Linked DNA regions of Homo sapiens: region 1 is linked to region 2. Evidence: chromatin loops called from intact Hi-C (ENCODE). Cell type or tissue: PC-9. All regions are shown on one strand. Each heading gives the region's core, and the rest is flanking DNA. Links, peaks and the distances in the headings are about the cores only. Region 1 overlaps CCNY (cyclin Y). Region 2 overlaps CCNY (cyclin Y).

Region 1 (4,394 bases), core at 174-4,173, 72 kb after region 2:
CAAACACCCTCAATGTACGTCTCCCCACCCCACCAAAAAAAAAAAGCCTCTTTCAGCAGAATTTTTTTTTTTTTTTGAGACAGGGTCTCCCTCTGTCACTCAGGCTGGAGTGCATTGGTATAATCATGATTCACTGTAGCCTCAACCTCCCTGGGCTCAGGTAATCCGCGGACCTCAGCCTCCCAAGTAGTTGAGAATACAGGTGCGCGTCACCATGCCCAGCTGATTTTTGCATGTTTTGTAGAGACGGGGTTTTGCCACATTGCCCAGCCTGGTCTCGAACACCTAGGCTCAAGCAATCCAACTGCCTCGGCCTCCTGAAGTGTTGACATTACAGGTGTGAGCTACCACACCTGGCCGAAAATTTTTAAATAAATGAAAAAAGACTCTATAAAAAAAAGTGGAAATGAATTAAAGGCAAACATCACACAGACTAAACACCACCAAAGGACAACTAGTCATTTTACTTTAGGAGACTGGGGAGGTGGAGAGTTCAGCATACAAAACACTAGAAATAGATTCACAAATCAAGTGATTTTTCAGTGCTATTAACTAAAGCAGTAACTGTGGTTGATTCAGTACCATCTAACAAAATGTAAAGTCAGTTACAAAGACTGCACTTAAATAAAAGCAAATACTATGTTATTGTGCTCTTAGAGAAAAATTTTATAAAGGCCTTTTACTAGCTAGACAATTAAATGAGTCCATGTTTTTTAGCAATAAAACAAAAAAATCATGAAGGATAAACAGACATCCTAACACGTAACTAATGCTAAAAAGATTTCATTTAAATGGCACAATTCTCTCTATTCCTTTAACTCTTAAATGACAAAAAAATAAGCAAATATAAATAAATAAATCTCTAATGGAATGCTGATTAAGAGACCTCTCTTCTTGGCCTAATCAATTATAAACCAGAATTAACTGACTAAATGTAAACATAAAACAACATATCTTGAAAGTCTATAACAGCTTTCAACTTTTTAAATTACAAGCACAATAACTGCCATTTTCTGATTGCCTTTATGTGTCAAGTACCTTGCTACTTACTCACATTTAATCTTCTCAAATGCCCACGAGTCAGCTCATACTACAAGACAGGGAAACGCAGGTCAGAGAGGTTACAGAGCTTAGACAAGGCCACACAATCAGTCATGCACTGCAGCCAGGAGCTCGGATCTAATGCTAAGTCCAATGCTTTTTTCAAAACACAACTGCCTATATAGAATTGTAGCTGAATATCATATGAAAAAGCTAACTCATCCCGGGATCAAGGAGGCCACATAGAAGATTCCAGACAGCTGAGGTGCCACGAGCCAGCAAGAATATAGAATAATGTTTTATTGACGACTGTAGGTTTTAAATTTAAATTTTAAAAAAATTTTAAAAGAATAGAAAGGTGTAAAATTAGATGGAAAAATGAGTCAAAAATATTTATAGAATACAAAATAAGTCAAAAAAATGTTTTAAAAAGAATATAGAATAGCATTTAAGAGTGCAGGCTCAGGAGCCAGCTTTTCTGACTTCAACCCTGACTCCTCCACTTGGCACCCTGATGACTGTGGGGCAGTGACTTTCTCTGTGCTTCAGTTTCCCCTCTGCAAAATGGAGATGAGTATCCACCTAAGATTGTTACGGAGACTGAATTAAAATTCACCCAACACTGAGAACCATATCTGGCCCACAGAAATTACTGTATTTATATTTACTGTCAAGAGAAACCTCTGAAGAGAAAGCAGAATGACTAGATTCAGATCTAACAGGCCTGGATATAAGAGCAAGGGCAGAAAACAGGAAAGTAAGTGAAAACAAGCAGGATGAGCTGTAGGGAACGGCATCCTGGAGGAAAACAAGTGACTCAGCTCAAGAAAATGGGAGTCCATCACAGACTCCAGTCAGCAGGGCCAGCTAGAAGAGCACCAGGCAACACGGACAAAAGCCAGAGAGGCATGAAACTGTCCCTGACAAAAGCCACCCGACGCTTCTAAATACCAAATGAAGGCAAAATAAAATTACTTGGTCTTAAATTGGAGGTGAGAAAATGAAGGCAGACCAGCAAGCTCTGTGTTCCCTGGGTCGGGGGTTCTAGAATAACAGAAACAGAGCACCTGCCCAGGACTGGAAGGCACTGATCCAGTGAACCCGCGTCAAGCTGACCATCAGGAGACTGGAGTTAGGATCCACATAGTTAGAGAGAGAGTGGTGCCAAGCACCCATGATAAACCGTGCCTCTGAACTTCCTGCAGCACAGAGACGGGAGCTCATGTGGAAGAGAAGGTAACAAAAGGGCCCTGAAACCAGGAATGAATTTAACAAAGAAATTCCCTCTCCTTTTACACTTGGCCTAGAAAGGTGATCCAGGAACAACACCTGAGTGGGCTTCTCCAGAAGCGGCCTGTCCAACCCGTGTGGCCGTCCTCAGCCAGGTCCTTTGAACCTCGTCCTACACCCAAAATCCCACCCCAAAGCAGAGCCGGCACTGGCATAGGTGCACACAGCCTGACTTCAAACAGGCCTATCCACTGGGCTGGCTGTGTGACTAACAAATAAATGTTAAGTACGCAAATTTACACTTGGCCATGACTTGCTCAAAATTGGCTTAAAATGCTGCAGGGTATGATTCTGAATCAGTAAACAACAATACATTTTTCACTTCAGTCAGCCAAACACAGAGTTCAAATAAGATTTTGAAATTAGAATTCAGACTCATTGCCATTTAGGCTGTGAATTAACAGTTAAAAATTAGTCTCCGTTCACATTCAGCTTAGGTTTGATGAGCAAAACTGCCAAAAGAAAGCATCTGTTTTTGCGGTTTGAAAACATATTTGCTTTAAAAAAGTTTACTTCATATTCAGTCCCTACTTTTTAGGTGAGAGTCTGATTTTGTTTTCCAGTGAGATTCTGGTGTGAGATTGCGACTTCCTCATGAATTGGTCATTGGGAACTGGGTAAGGTGATCCTAGATCCCACAGTGCACTCTCCAGAATCCCCATCAGGTGCTGAGTTGCTGAGTTGCACAAACATGTTCATCTCAAACTGAAGATATGCAGAAAGAGTAGTTGCAAAGTCACTGAAAAGCTACCTGTGCCAAATCAGAGACCCCAAAATATCACAGCAGCTTCACATTTTCATGAGAAACAAGAGGGCACAAGTGAGAGAGAGCCAGGAAAACCCAGGTGGGCCTGGTTTCTAGGGCTCGCTGCTTTTAGGGCCACTGGGGTCGGATCCCACTCCACCTCCACTGCTCACCAAAGCAAACAACATCAACTTTACCAAATATTCCTCTTGCTACAGAGCAAGACATGATTCATTCAGTATCACTATATCCTCCCACACACAAACAAAGGATGCACCATGATCCAGATTTCTTTAGGAAATTAGCAGCTTAATGAAAACTTCTTGAACTTATATACATGATGATTCTTCCACTATTTTATCTGTAAAAGATAGTCACAGGAAAAATCAGGCAAGCACAGACATAGGACCTAAATTAAGAACAATAGAAAATTAAGAACAGGAGTCAGCAAAACTTTTCATGTAGAGAAAAAACTAGATAAGAAAGAAACCATCTGCAGGACCAAAGGGCACCATTTATTTTGAACTGTACTAAAAAAAAAAAAAAAAAAAATTACAGCCATATCTATTTCTTCTTTTAATTATAAAGTTTGCCTAGAAATTAGTAATCTGTCAGCCTATTTCCTAATTTCAGCAGTCACAATGCTGTATGAATGACCTAAAAGTATCAAAACCTAAAGTATTATATACCACACACACACACATAAATGCACACATATATTTACGTAAACGTATATAAAGAGAGACATGAGATAAAGCAGTTAAAATCAATCTGTAGGACTAATTGAGTTGTATATCAAATGAGTTGATATGCAACTAAAATGAGCTGTATATCTAATGGGGTTTAGTTTTGAATTATCTCCAAATTAGCTATCCAATAACTTCCTCAGACCGATAACTTATCACCTTAAAAATCCTCCAGATTGCTAAAAAAAAAAAAAAAGGAACGGTCTAATGCAACCCAGTCCTTCCCTCATGGTCCATGGCCACCACCCTAGCACATACCCTGGGTCATACCTGGATTACTTTTTCTCCCGTCAGCCTTCCTACCACCTTTCTCTTTCTACCTCGGATCCAACCTGTGCCATTCTGCCAGGGTTTCAATACCTCTAAAACACTTCCTTCATACCATTTCTTTGCTTAAAATTTTTAATGCTCAAAGGATAAGCCCAAATTCCTTCACATCAAACCACATTAGAGATGCTTCACAATAAACTTCAACCTACTTTTTAATTAACTGTTCTTCAAGAATTCCCAAATAATAGTAATACAATTGAGCACCCACAGTATGTCAAAATAGTATCCTAACTACTTCACAT
Region 2 (4,394 bases), core at 207-4,206:
AAAACTTTCTGCTAATCAGAAAAGAAATGCATGCTTATTGCAGAAAATTTGGAAAATACAGAGCCATATAAAGAAGAAAATGCAACTGCAAATAAAAATTAAAAGCTTGCTTGGAAAACACAGAGATACATAAAACATACACACACACAGAGTATCCTTATCACCCCTTATCTGAAATGCGTGGGTCCAGAAGTATTGTGGATTTAGGATATTTTTTATCAGATTTTGAAATTCTGCATTATTTGAGCATCCCAAATCCAAAAATGTGAAATCCAAAATGCTCCAATGAGTATTTCCTTTGAACATCAGGTTGGTGCTCAGTAAGTTGCAGATCCATCTTGGAGCATTTCAGATTTCAAATTTTTGAATTTGAGAGGCCCAACCTGTTTAATCCAACAATCCAGAGACAATCACTATTAATATTCTGATGTGTATCCTTTGAGTCTCTTTTGTGCGCATATATACAAAGCAAGCATGATGTGTACTTTTGCATATGAATGTATTTGTATATAAGTATGTGCAAGTATACATGTGCTCATATATGAACATGCCAACAGAAATATGCCCATTTTTCTATTGGTGTGTTAGCATTTTGACTGATTGTATAATAATTCTTTAATACATAAAGGCATTAATCCTTTTTCCTATAGATTGTGATATTTCCATCACTGATGATTTCATTGTTAGATGCATTTGGACATGAGTTTTCATTTTTAGGCAACTTCCTTCATTGCTTCTACAAACTTACATGCCCCTTCCCCATTCTGACACTAAATATTCACGTATACTATTTCTAGATGATTATGATTGTATTTGTTACATTTACTCTACCACTAGTCAATCCATCAGAAATCTATCCTGACACATGGTGGAGGTGACGTTATCATTTTATTTTTTAAGTGAGACTTAAAGTGCTGTGTATTCTAATATAATGAGCTGCTATCAAATGCTGGCTGATATAATTTCAGACCTGGCCTCTTTCTGGTTTGCTTCCAAGGTGTGTTGAAGCAACTCTTTCTTTAAAAAAAAAAAATCTTTATTTTTTTGTAGAAATGGGGGGGGGGGTCTCACTATGCTGTCCAGGCTGGTCTTGAACTCCTGGGCTCAAGCAATCCTCCCCACTCAGCCTCCCAAAATGCTGGGATTACAGGAGTGAGCCACTGTGCCTAACCTGGAAGCAACTCTAAGATGTGGGGGTCCACGATCTATCTTTATCAAGGAAAACACAGAAAAAGATGGGACTGGGCACAGCAGTGCACAGAAGCCACCCTCTACTCTTGTCCTGGTATCCATCCCTTCTCCTCCTGGTCAGGCCCAGTGTTCTGGTGCAAGGTGTCACAGTCAGCACAGAGGAGCTGTCAGCACAGACAAGCTAGAAGATGGCACAGACCCAAGTCAGGGAAGAAACTCAATCCAGCTGAGCAAATGAGAACCTACACTCTAGGGTAAGGATTATATTTACTGAGAACTTGTGTTGTCTTACGTACAGGGCTCGGTGCTTTGATGGATTATGCATTTAGTCCTCCTGACAATCTCACAAAGAGGTACTAACTCCATTTTACAGTGATAAAATTGAGATTGAGGGAAATCATGTGGAAATGGATCATATGCACCAAGATTATGTGGAGAGTGTTGGATCTAAGCCTCCAGTTCAGGCAGTCTGATTCCAGAGGATCGCTATCTTCAGGCAATCATTCCAAGGCATTAACTATTCTTACATGGTGACTGCATCAGATTATCCTGAAATTCAGCTGCCTCCCTAGATGTCACGGGGCAGCCAGCCAAAAACATAAGCCACGTAAGGTAAGCTATAAACATGGTAAGCTATGAAAAGTATTTACAAGGTTATCAGTCTGTGCCAACTGAAGGGGAAATGCAGGTGCTCAGAGTTTTTAAAAAGAGAATTGAAAAGTAAGTTTATGGCTACCAGCAGGCCACAGGTGCTGTCTAACAGTAGGACAAGGCTGTGGTAGACGGGGCATCAAACTCCCCCCAGCCTGGGGGAATTATCCCTGCTAACCTCTATTCTGGATCTGTGCTCACTGAGCAATGTTCTGACTGGGAACAGCGCAGGTCAGGAGAGAGGATATGATAAAAGGTACGGAGAAAACTGACATTCTGGGTCTAAATGATTTCATCTGAGTTTGTACTATATCAGCAGCTTTCTCCACACTGGAAAGCCCAAGGGATGAAATACTGGAGTCAGGTGATGCACCCAAGAAAAGTGAGCCACGGCACCCAAAGAGCGCCTCTGACTTACAGGGCGAGGCCTGGCCAAGAAACCTGATACCTGCCCTCCCCCCCCCATGCACCTCAAGAGAAGACTGCAGAGGGGAGAGGGGAGAGCTGGCCTGAGGGTGGCACGGTCATGCTGAGTTCTGACCCGGAATAGGAAAGCCCAAATACACCACCTGAGCCTAAAAAAACCTACATCCTCCTGTCCCTAAATAATGGATGTGTCGTTTTCTAACAAAGCTAGGGAAGGTAGGAGAAGGTAAAGCTGCAACACAAAACAGAAAGCCACTACTCAGGGAAGACTGCCACCGTGCCACGGCAAGTCTGCCCAGGGTGGGTCATGATGCCCTGCCTTCATTCCTTCATTCCCCTATGCTTGTGAGTTTCTTCTATGTGCTAGCCACTGCAGAGACTGCGGAATGTGAAAGGCACAGTTCCTATCCATGAGCAAGATGCAATCCAGCAGATAAACAGAAAGCTATTTATTTCTATACCACAAAAATAATCACCTCCACACAGAGGAATATGCAAACTGCACTGAACGTAATGCCACTGATTTTCTGATAAACCATTACTCTATGTGTCACTAAGAAAGAAAAAAAAAATGCTGCCAATTAAATTTTGGCAAGTCACTGACTGTGCTGATTTCAGAGGTGTTCCAGCCAAGGAAAGGTGTCTATCACAATCAATGGAATGAAGAGAAACAGGGAAGCATCACCTATGAGGCAGCCATTGGGCCAGCATGGACAGAGGGCAGGTGCTGCGGGCAGAGCATGCCACAGATGATGGCCTCTCAGGCCTGGAGGGGAGGGGACCCACAAGAAGGGTGAAAAGGGCTCTGTGTGTGTGCTGGTGTCTCACTGTTCCAGTGGTGAGGAGACAGACGGTCAGGCAGGGAGGGGCCTAAGAGAAGCTCCACTTGCAGACAGGTGGAAGAAAGGTTTGAGAGAGGACATGATGGAGGCAGGAGACTGGGAAGGGGCTCGCCACAGACTGGGTGAGGAAGGAGGAAACGAGAGTCCAGGCAGGAAGGGGAGGATGGGAGAAATTCAGGGCATATAGGTGCAGCTTAGACACTGACTACAGGACTCTGGGGGTGCCCATTAAGACCCAGACAAGCAATGGGTTTATTCTTAAAAACTAGGTTATGAGGCCGGGCGTGGTCGCTCACACCTGTAATCCCAGCACTTTGGAGGGCCGAGGCGGGTGGGATCACGAGGTCAGGAGATCGAGACCATCCTGGCTAACATGGTGAAACCCCATCTCTACTAAAAATACAAAAAATTAGCCAGGTGTGGGGGCAGGCACCTGTAGTCCCAGCTACTCGGGAGGCTGAGGCAGGAGAATGGTGTGAACCCGGGAGGCAGAGCATGCAGTGAGCCGAGATCGTGCCACTGCACTCCAGCCTGGGCGACAGAGCGTCTCAAAAAAATAAATAAATAAATAAAAAATTAGGTGACAAGGGAGAGGAAGCTGGCAGGAGAGGAAAGACGCTGACTTCTGATTTGGACATGCCAACCCCAAGGAGCATGTACGATTTCCAGACTGGCTGTCTACCAGGCGGCAGAAAACATCTCTGGAACACATGCTTACACTGGCAGGACGGGGTGGCTCCTCTTGCCAGGGGTCCTGGAAGAGGCTGGCTCAAGAGATCCCCAGTGAGGATCCCAAAGTACCTGTTACATCACAAGTCAATGAGCAGACATTGCTGAGGGCTCGCTGTGTGCCTGGGACTCACCCTACTGCTTCAGGAGAGCAATCTTCTAAGGAGACAGGTGTGTCCATTGTCAATTTATAGGAAGTTATGACCCAAGAGATTATGTGACTATAAATCCCACTAATGGAAGACAAAGGCCTAACGCAGAGCTGGGTCCTAGAGCCTTGCCTAACTGGAGGCCAGAGGCTGGTTCCCTGCCACTGGGGTGGCCACAGGTTGGCAAGGGCATGGGCAGCCCAGCACGCACAAATGGACCTGTCTGCACACTCAACTACTCATGGCTTTTGAGTACCCACCCTCCTCCACACACCCCAAACTAGAGGGAAAGACAGGTGAGGTAGTAGTTTTTGCAATTCTTTTATTGAAATGGTCTGTCACAAGTAACTTAGGGCTAGACTAGAGCAAAGGTCCTCAAACCAAGTATTCAAAGAGACCTTCAAAT

Evidence for each region. A loop is a pair of places that touch in the nucleus more often than their neighbours do. Peaks named below come from ENCODE experiments on the same cell type or tissue, not always from the same donor. Only the 100,000 strongest peaks of a DNase experiment are listed, where the experiment ranks them.
Region 1: it touches region 2 in a loop (5-fold over the local background); 3 of 110 quality-filtered maps call a loop at or near these places.

The regions. Positions count from the first base shown.
Region 1 is chr10:35,419,158-35,423,551 of GRCh38, reverse strand. All of the region lies in intron 1 of CCNY (cyclin Y), which reads right to left. Among named protein-coding and RNA genes, the nearest start is that of CCNY, 85 kb to the right of the region's middle. In PC-9, for the core only: no CTCF peak of the experiment used is centred there; a DNase peak (open chromatin) is centred at 1,851; H3K27ac peaks cover 2,997 bases.
Region 2 is chr10:35,490,906-35,495,299 of GRCh38, reverse strand. The region is part of intron 2 of CCNY (cyclin Y); the gene reads right to left. Among named protein-coding and RNA genes, the nearest start is that of GJD4, 110 kb to the left of the region's middle. In PC-9, for the core only: no CTCF peak of the experiment used is centred there; a DNase peak (open chromatin) is centred at 1,809.